Linked DNA regions of Homo sapiens: all the other regions are linked to region 2. A link is a contact called in ENCODE Hi-C data. All regions are on one chromosome and are shown on one strand. The core of a region is the stretch at or near the end of the contact, and the rest is flanking DNA. Distances in the headings are between cores, read along the strand shown. Region 1 holds the start of MICU1 (mitochondrial calcium uptake 1). Region 2 holds the start of FAM149B1 (family with sequence similarity 149 member B1). Region 3 holds the start of SEC24C (SEC24 homolog C, COPII component).

Region 1 (3,188 bases), core at 241-2,740, 540 kb after region 2:
GGGTCTGAGAAGAAATGGAGAAAACAGAGTTGATTCTGCTTACTTCACAATTTACCCCAGGGATGGTTTTGTTGGCTTTGTTTCCATGGTTGTTGCCTTTTCCACAGCTCTGCTACGTAAATTCTTGGGAAAAAAAAATTATTTGAAAGTTCTCTGGGACCAGCGAGGTGGCTCGCACTTGTTAATCCCAGCACTTTGGGAAGCCGAGACGGGAGGATCGCCCGAGGTCAGGAGTTTGAGACTAGCCTGCCCAACATGGCGAAACCCCGTCTGTACTAAAAATACAAAAATTAGCCGGGCGTGGTGGGGCGTGCCTGTAATCTCAGCTACTCGGGAGGCTGAGGCAGAAGAATCACTTGAACCTGGGAGGAGGATGTTGCAGTGAGCATCACTGCACTCCAACCTGGGCGACAGTGCGAGACTCCGTCTCAAAACAAACGAACAAACAACCAACCAACACCCCGCTGCCCCCCCCCCAAAAAAATTCTCTGGTATTATAGTCATATTTCCATCCTATTTCCACAGCAGGGGTGAGGATCCTTTGCCATCCCATTTTTCTGATAAAAACACCTTCTTCAGCCGGGCGCAGTGGCTCACGCCTGTAATCCTCGCACTTTGGGAGGCCGAGGTGGGCGGATCACCTGAGGTCGGGCGTTCCAGACCAGCCTGACCAACATGGAAAAACCCCGTCTCTACCAAAAATACAAATTAGTAGGGCGTGGTGGCGCATGCCTGTAATCCCAGCTACTTGGGAGGCTGAGGCAGGAGAATCGCTTGAACCCAGGAGGCAGAGATTGCAGAGAGCCGAGATCGCTCCACTGCACTCCAGCCTGGGCATCAAGAGTGAAACTCTATCTCAAAACAAACAAACAAACAAACAAACAAAAAACACATTCTTCAAGGGAAAACATGTTTTTAAGTGGCTTCTAGAGATTATAAACTCTGCAATAATATTAGTCTGCAAATAAAACACCTGACAAAATCATCCACCAGAGGAAGTGGTGAGGGTTTCTAAATCCAAAAAAGTCTCAAGGTTATGAAACAGGAACATTTAATCTCTGAGAAAACCTAAACGGAGTTGGAAAGAAACAATTTCCAACTCACTGTGGTCCAGTTTTCTTTTCACGAACTCCTTTTTGCTTAGCCAACATAGCCAACACGAAAACGGGTACCGAGGAGGTGTTACAAGCCACAGTAAATTTCTCAACAGATTCCTATGACCCTTGTGGAGGGGAAAAAAACCAGAAGAAATGCCCGAGAGCTTCTGGGAGCTCTCCAGCTTTCCCGCCTAAACGCTGAGGGGAGTAAGGGGGAGTGACGGGGCTAGGGCGGGGCCCGAGGCTGGGGCGTGGCGCGTTGATTTCCCCGCCCCTCCCCGTTCCTTTTCCTCTGTGCCCCTCCCACACGCCTGTCTCCACGATCCCGACAGGCCCAGCGGCTAGGAGAGTCACGTGAGAGTGGGCGGAGGGGGTGGAGGTTTGTCTCCGCTGTTTCATCTCTATGGCTGTCAGAGGTGGGCGGCTTTGACCGAGAGGCTGCTGGAGCTCGTGTTTGGACGCGTGAGTCTTGGACTCTGGAGGGTATAAGGAGACAGCAATTTAGGGAAGGCGAAGGGGAAGGGGGTTGGCGAGACAGCCTTAGGGAACTGGGCTTCGTGGCTGGCCGTTTGTCCGCCCCGGGCATCCGGCTACTTCTCGGGTCTGGCGGGATACCTGTCTCTCCCTGATGCGCTCAGCTTTTGGAGAGGAGTCCGTAGTCTTGCTTGCCTCCCGTCCTCCACTTTCCTTCACCCCAACCCGTCCCTTCTCCCGTCCCGGGAGAACTTCTCCCAGTGCCGGGTTCGCAACTTGGCGCCGACGCCCCCCTCCTCACAGGCGACTGGGACACTCTGGTAGCCTTGACTGGCTCTCCTGGAATTTGTGGATGTGGTTAGAAGTGGGTGCGGGAGTTCACAGATGGATTTCTAATACGGAGAAATATTAACCACTGAATCGAAATAAGTGGAAAATCAGTGAGGACTCAAAGGAGAAATACAAAGTGCAGGCTACTCGGACTGTTCAGTTTTTATCTTTTCCAGCGCCTTCCCGTTTTCATTACGTTCTCCCTGTTTTGTTTTCACCGTCGCATTCTGGCCGGCCATAGGCTGTTTTGAGAAAGAGCTAGATGTTATTGACTCTATGTGAATGTTGGGAGAACAGTTTAAAACAAACTGTTCTTCAAGTTGCCTTCTCTGTAATCTTATGGTTGATGGTTTCTTTACCTTCCAATTTTCCATGTCTTAAAAAATACGGTGGCCATTAGTAAATATAAGTAGAATAAATATCTTATAGCTAAGGGACTAGAGTAAAATATTTTATTTTTCCTGTGGTACCTTAGAAACGCCCATTTTCTTCCTATTTATCAATAAATGTTTCTATCTCACTTGTTTGGGTGGCTTCTTTGATATGCCTTTGTTTATATTAGAACATCCCTTTGGGGCACGTAGGGAAGTGATCGAGCAGTATAAGAAAGGAGTTTGCATTTCATGAGGTGAAACAAGTTCGGTGTGGATAGCTGTAGGAGAGTTTAGGTTTCATTGGACCATATGACAAATAATAAACGTCAGTATCTTGAGACAAAGGTGTTGGCCAGAATGACCCACCTACTGTGTTTCTGGTGTGGACCAGGTAATGAGCTTTTTGAATATTGCCTTATCCTAAAAACTTTAGAACCCATTGCCACTTGTCTGTAGGAAGGTGGCTTTTGCCTCCAGCTACTCTTTGTCCCAATCCTTGGTTTGTCCCTGATTGTCTCTTCCACTTAAGAACATCACTCTGGCTACCTAATATATCAAGCAAGTGTCTCTGACATCTTCTGAGTGTCCTTACTGAGAGCCATAAAACATAATATTAACAAAAAGTGAATATTCTGGAGTGGCTTGTGTGCCTGAGGAGAAAGGGAAAGAATGATAGAAACTAATAGAAGCTAATAAATGCAAGAGAACAAAAGTGTTTATTGCTGTCTTCCTTTATATTTACTATATTCAGTAGATTGTTTACATTCCTAAGAAGTGCATCTTGAGACTAACTTTCCTGTGTTTAAGAATAAAACAGGCTGGGTGTGGTGTCTCAGGCCCATAATCCCAGCAATTTGGGAGGCCGGGTGGATCCCTTGAATCTAGGAGTTTGAGACCAGCCTGGGCAATATGG
Region 2 (2,794 bases), core at 70-2,569:
AAAGCATTAATAAATGTATGACACTATTATTACTTTCTAAATTATTATACACCACTTCGGTCAGGGTAGGGGGCAGCTCTTTTTATTTTTTTATTATTTATTTATTTATTTTGAGACGGAGTTTCACTCTTGTCACCCAGACTGGAGTGCGATGGCGTGACCTCTGCTCACTGCAACCTCTGCCTCCCGGGTTCAAGTGATTCTCCTGCCTCATCCTCCCAAGTAGCTGGGTTTACAGGCCCCCGCCTCCATGCCCGGCCATTTTTTTTTTTTTTTTTGCATTTTTAGTAGAGATGGGGTTTCGCCATGTTGGCCAGGCTGGTCTCGAACTCCTGGCCTCAAGTGATCCGCCCGCCTCAGCCTCCCAAAGTGCTGGGATTACAAGCGTGAGCCACCACGGCCGGCCGTGAGGGTGGATCTTTTTAAAGCCAGAAATATTTGCTCTTTAAAGTCTCAAAAGCAAAACTGATCTTTATGGATTCTGGTGCTTAATTGCAGAGGTGGGGAGGCAGTATGTGTGATGGTTATGACCACAGGCTTCGGAATCAGATCGACATCAGGTTTGTACCTCTCAGCTCTACCACCTTCAAGCTGTGTGATCTTTGGCATGCTACAATCTTTAATTCTGGGATCTTTATCTGTAGAATGTGCAAAATAATGTTCCCAATCTGATATCATTGATAGGAATGAGCAAATGTATGTAAATAGCTTTGCACAGTGTCAAGTGAGCACTTTCCTGGAGCCCTCAGTTAGCTATTAATAACTTCTCGAGCTACCATGGCCATTAACAATGGGACCTGAAGCACTGCGGATGCTACAAATGCTTCAGCAGACCCAGTGCTTGATTTCAGGAATTTCAGACGAAGGGCGACACGCCCTCAGCTGGAGATGGAGGAAGAAGGGGCAGGGTCCAGCAGGGCTGAGAGGAGAGAATTCCGAAGAAAAATCTCTCCCCAGCCCTGGGAAAGGAAAGGAACGAAGGACTGGTCAAGGAGGGTCCCCAGAGCGCCCGCCGCCCGCCCCGGCTGGGGTGGCTGAGCAGTCCACTCACAGCTCCAAGCTCTGTGGCACCGCCTTCCGAGTGTATCTGGAGATCATCCTCCTCCTCCTCCTCCTCCTCCTCCTCCTCAGCCGCGGCCGGGGCAGGCACGCCAGGGTGGGGGCCTCCGGGCCTGGCCCTCCCGCCGGCTCCGGCCCGGCCCCTCCCGCCACCTACCGGCCCCGTCTCGCCCCGTCACCTAGACTCCGAGCAGCCACCTCCCCAGGGTCCCCACCTCTCCAGTCCTCCGACCTCCCTGCTTTGCCGCGGGGGCGGAAGTGACGAAGGCCCCCGGACACTCGCAAAATGCTCCCGCCGACGCACAGCAGTGACGACACACAAGGTTTCGGGGACTGAGTGGGTTTCAGACTTTCTCTCAGGATTTCCGCTGGCTTCAGGTTCCGGTCAGGCGTCGGGACAGAGCCTGATCCAGGCTTCGGCGGCCGGTGGCAGCTCTCGATCAGCTCTCGCAGTCGGAGAGGCGGCTAAGGAAAGGTGCCACAGCAGAGACGCGAAGGAGAGGCCCTAGAACCGTAAGAGAAATTGGCTTCATTTTGTTAGATGGCAGGAGGGAGCCTAGACTGGGGAAAGAGCACTAGACTCCAAGTCAAGCCCCTGCTGCTTGGTCGCTTCTTTTTCTGTACTCTGGGTTTTCTCATATGTACAGTGAGGTATTAGCCTGAGTGATCATAGAGTCCCTTCCAGTTCTGACACCAAATTCTGCATGATGACGTGTGTTTGGCGTTATGGGGTGGATGGGTAAAATTACTGTCTGTCCCTCTGGGTTGAAAGGCAAAATGATGATTTGGTTAGACTGTGGTGAGTGGGTGTCTGGATAAGAAGAAGCAGGTTCCTTACGAGTCTCTTAGAAAGCTGAGTAAGATTGGAATCATGGAGTTAGGGTGGTCCATCCACCGCCATTTCTTTCTTTACCAAGCATCACCTGGCAGCAAGAATAAACTAGTACTCTTATTTAGGAAAACCCTTAGAAAATTAAGAGATAAGGAAAACCCTTAGAAAATTAAGAGGTATCAATGCAACCTCCATCAAAATACCAGTGACATTCTTCACAGTCATAGAAAAAAGATCCTAAAATTTATATGGAACCACAAAAGAGCCAGAATAGCCAAAGCTATCCTGAGCAAAAAGAACAAAACTGGAAGCATCACATTACCCGACTTCAGATTATACAACAGAGTTATAGTAACCAAAACAGCATGGCACTGGCATAAAAACAGGAACAGAATAGAGAACCCAGAAACAAATCCATATGTCTGCAGTGAATTCATTTTCAGCAAAGGTACCAAAAACATACATTGGGGAAAAGACAGTCTCTTCAATAAATGATACTGGGAAAACTGATACCCGTATGCAGAAGAATGAAACCAGACCCACTACCTCCCACCATATACAAAAATCAAGTCAAAATGGATTAGAGACTTAAATCTAAGCCCTCAAACTATGAAACTACTAAAAGGAAATATTGGGGAAACTCTCTAGGACATTAGAGTGGGCAAAGATTTCCTGAGTAATACCTCACAAACAGAGGCAGCCAAAACAAAAATGGACAAATGGGAGCACATCAAGTTAAAAAGCTTCTGCACAGCAAAGGAAACAATCAACAAAGTGGAGAGAGAACCCACAGAATGGGAGAAAATATTTGCAAACTACCCATCTGACAAGGGATTAATAACCAAAATATATAAGGAGTTCAAACAACTCTCTAGGAAGCAGTCTAATAATTGATTAAGAATT
Region 3 (2,915 bases), core at 35-2,534, 580 kb before region 2:
AATCGCTTGAACCCGGGAGGCGGAGATTGCAATAAGCCGAGATCGTGCCACTGCACTCCAGCCTGAGCAATAGAGCAAGACGCCCTTTCAAAAAAATAAAAAATAAAGGACACCTGAAAACTCTAGCAAGGTAACAGATTAAAACCAAGTGCAGAACAGGCACCAAAACTTCTTCACATAATCTGAGGAAACAGTTCAAGAATCAGGGGCAAAGTTAGAGTTAGATTTCATGGAAAAAAATCATTCACCTCATCCCTCAAGCAGAAGACTATGAATATTCTAAATTCCAATGCACTTCTCCAACTCTCCTGTTTCTGCTCCCCTTACGATTGTTATGAATCTCAGCCACCATCAAAATTATTACAATCTTGCTCATCAACACAGGGATGAATTAGAGGGCCTTTTCTAAACAGGGTCCTTCCAAGAAAACTATCTCATCACATCTACTTTCAACAGCTGTATCATTCCAATTATCCTGTAGACAGAAGGGGCCCAGAAAGCAGGAGCACTCAGAGTTGCTGCAAAGGGAACAATGGACCTCTCCCCCTTTGCTAGAAGGGCCACCTTGACTATAGAAAAGGAGCTGATCCTGGTCTAAAACTCTTTAAACTCAAAGTTATCTCAATAGCTGTTCTTCCAAACCCTAAACCTTACAGAGGTAGGTCACTGACACTAAGTTTAAAATATGTCCTCTCCCTTTATGTTTCCAAAGCCGGGGGGAGGGGTAAAGAAAGGAGCTTCTTCTCCAGAAAATAATCCCCTCAAACACATTCAAGAGCTTGGAGTCAGACTGAAGTCTCGACTCCATTCTGGGTGGATAGTCGAGGGTGACAACCCAAGGGGGCGGGGCAAGCTTCCTAGAACTCTGAAAGTAGTCAAGCCATGGAGCCTCGGAGAGCCGAGGATCAAAACCGAGAAGCCAAGTCGGCTTCTAGGGCCACGTTAAGAGAGGGGGCTGCTCTGTTAAGCACAGAGACCAAACGTCTTGCACCTTTTAACAGGCTCGGGGCAGGAAGCAGGAGCCGGAATCTGGGCCGGGAGACGAAGGGATGGTCTAGGACCTGCTCCTGGATGGTGGATGCGTGAGGTGAGGGTCTCTACCCAGGCCCCGCCCCCAGGCTCCTCCCTTCTTTCTGAAACCGGACCCCAATCTGGCCAGTAATACCCTGACCTCTCCTTTGCTTTCCTACCCGCCAACCTCCCGATGCCACTCCTCACCCGGCTCCAGATCCAGGTTAGACTTCGTTCCTAACGTCAAGGCTCCCAGGCTCCACTTCCGGTTCCGAGGGGGCCGTCCCGTCACCCCCGGAAGTTCCTCCTCCACGCTTTAGGGCCGGGCCACTTCTTCTGCCACGTCTGCATTTCGGGGACCCGGATGCCGCGCATGCGCCTCTTTCATCTTCCCATCATGGCCGCCGCCTGTGCGCCTCTGCTGAGTCGTATGTATTTCCCTCCTGACATTTTTTTTCAGATGTTCCAGTCACTTTATGGCCTCACCAACAGAAATGAGATTAAAAAGAATTTGTCAAACTATCTTTAATAATGCCCCTTCACTCTGCCTGTGACGTATTAGTGACCTCTGAGCTAGAGTCTTGTAGTCACTTCCTGGTGACCCCTGACCCCGTTGATTTCCGTCCGCTAGGTTGCTCTCACCCATGGCGTTTGCTGGTTATGAGATTTGCGGAACGTGTGGTGGTGGTAAAGGGCACCAACTGTTGTCAACCTGCATGTGGGGGTCTGAGGTCTGGCTCTACAGCTTGTAAAATGGAAATAATAATGCCCAGAGGATGAAATTAGGCCACATAGGCCGCTTGGCATCATAGTAAGCACTCAGTAAAGGTCAATTGTTATTAACCATTTTTATACAGCGCCTTTGTTTAGGTGCAGAGCTTTATCAGAGCCAAAAGATCTCTGCGCTCTGTTGGAAAAGATAGTTCCTGCAGTAATTATTAGTACCCCATTTAATGGCTAAGTAATTATAGCTAACAGTGCTAGGATTTCTTTTTCATATATGACTTCATTTGAACTTTTCAGTACTATTTGTTGATTTCATAATTTTTCGAGCACTGCTGTTGAAACTGCCTTTGCAAAATTACAACTGAGGAAATTATGATAGTGGAAGAAATCAGACTTAACCGACTCCATCTTGCTTCTAACCTTTAAGCTGTCCTTATTCATTCCTGGGTGTAGGTGGAACTAACTTTGGGGAGGAATTCAGTTTATGGTTTGAAACAAAATTGATAATAGCCCCTTCCCGAAAAGACCCCCTTCTTGCCTGGGGACCAGTCTGTCTTTACAGGACTAACAAATTAGCTACAAGATTACAAATTACAGTTTAGGGGACATGCAGCCTCTCGCTCCAAGAGTCTGAACCTCCCCAAATTGCTTTTAGGAATAACATAACTATTGTAAAACCTAAGATTAGTGCTTGAGATGTTTTGCAGACCCTGCACTCATTGGATCAGCTGACTACCTAGACCAGTAACCTGGCTCAATCAGTTCTGCCATTCCACCCAGGAACAGAAAACAGCAAGAAAACCTCACTTTGACTCCCTGTGATTCCGTCTTCAACCTGACCAATCAGCACTCCCCGCTTCCCAAGCTCCTACTCGCCAAATTATCTTTAAGAACTCTGATCCTCAAATGCTCAGGGAGACTAATTTGTGTAATAATAAAACTCTGGTCTCCCACACAGCTGGCTCTGCGTGAATTACTCTTTCTCCATTGCAATTCCCTGGTCTTGATAAATCAGCTTTGTCAAGGCAGCAGGCAGGGTGAACCCACTGAGCGCTGACATTGTGTGCCAAGCCATGTTCTTGGGTCTGGAAATAGAGCAGTGAACAAAAGTGTTTGTTCTCATATTATTGACAGTAAATATCAGTTATTCTGAGGCACAGAGTGGTTTATTCACTGAA

Evidence for each region. A loop is a pair of places that touch in the nucleus more often than their neighbours do. Pooled maps may share reads with other maps.
Region 1: a loop to region 2 is called in a map of B cell, with 10 times the contacts of the local background. The contact joins the promoter of MICU1 here to the promoter of FAM149B1 in region 2. A Hi-C loop is called at or near these places in 4 of 168 maps with a recorded cell type or tissue (B cell, CD4-positive, alpha-beta T cell, CD8-positive, alpha-beta T cell and 1 more), 3 of 37 single-sample maps with no recorded cell type and 18 of 50 pooled maps.
Region 3: a map of B cell shows a loop between it and region 2 (8-fold over the local background). The contact joins the promoter of SEC24C here to the promoter of FAM149B1 in region 2. A Hi-C loop is called at or near these places in 2 of 168 maps with a recorded cell type or tissue (B cell and thyroid gland), 5 of 37 single-sample maps with no recorded cell type and 17 of 50 pooled maps.

The regions. Positions count from the first base shown.
Region 1 is chr10:72,624,381-72,627,568 of GRCh38, reverse strand. MICU1 (mitochondrial calcium uptake 1) reads left to right here and starts at 1,490. Exons shown (of 12, transcript NM_001195518.2): 1 at 1,490-1,559. RefSeq lists enhancers at 1,486-1,635, 1,186-1,723.
Region 2 is chr10:73,166,644-73,169,437 of GRCh38, reverse strand. It overlaps FAM149B1 (family with sequence similarity 149 member B1), which reads right to left and starts at 1,319. Exons shown (of 14, transcript NM_173348.2): 1 at 1,052-1,319. The coding sequence starts at 1,098. ECD (ecdysoneless cell cycle regulator) reads left to right here and starts at 1,430. Exons shown (of 14, transcript NM_007265.3): 1 at 1,430-1,572. RefSeq lists enhancers at 1-411, 1,306-1,505, 1,012-1,611 and a silencer at 1,066-1,255.
Region 3 is chr10:73,742,741-73,745,655 of GRCh38, reverse strand. SEC24C (SEC24 homolog C, COPII component) reads right to left here and starts at 1,284. Exons shown (of 23, transcript NM_198597.3): 1 at 1,219-1,284. LOC124902453 (a long non-coding RNA gene) reads left to right here and starts at 1,391. Exons shown (of 2, transcript XR_007062195.1): 1 at 1,391-1,439; 2 at 2,445-2,692. RefSeq lists enhancers at 769-1,335, 1,236-1,665, 1,336-1,903, 743-1,942.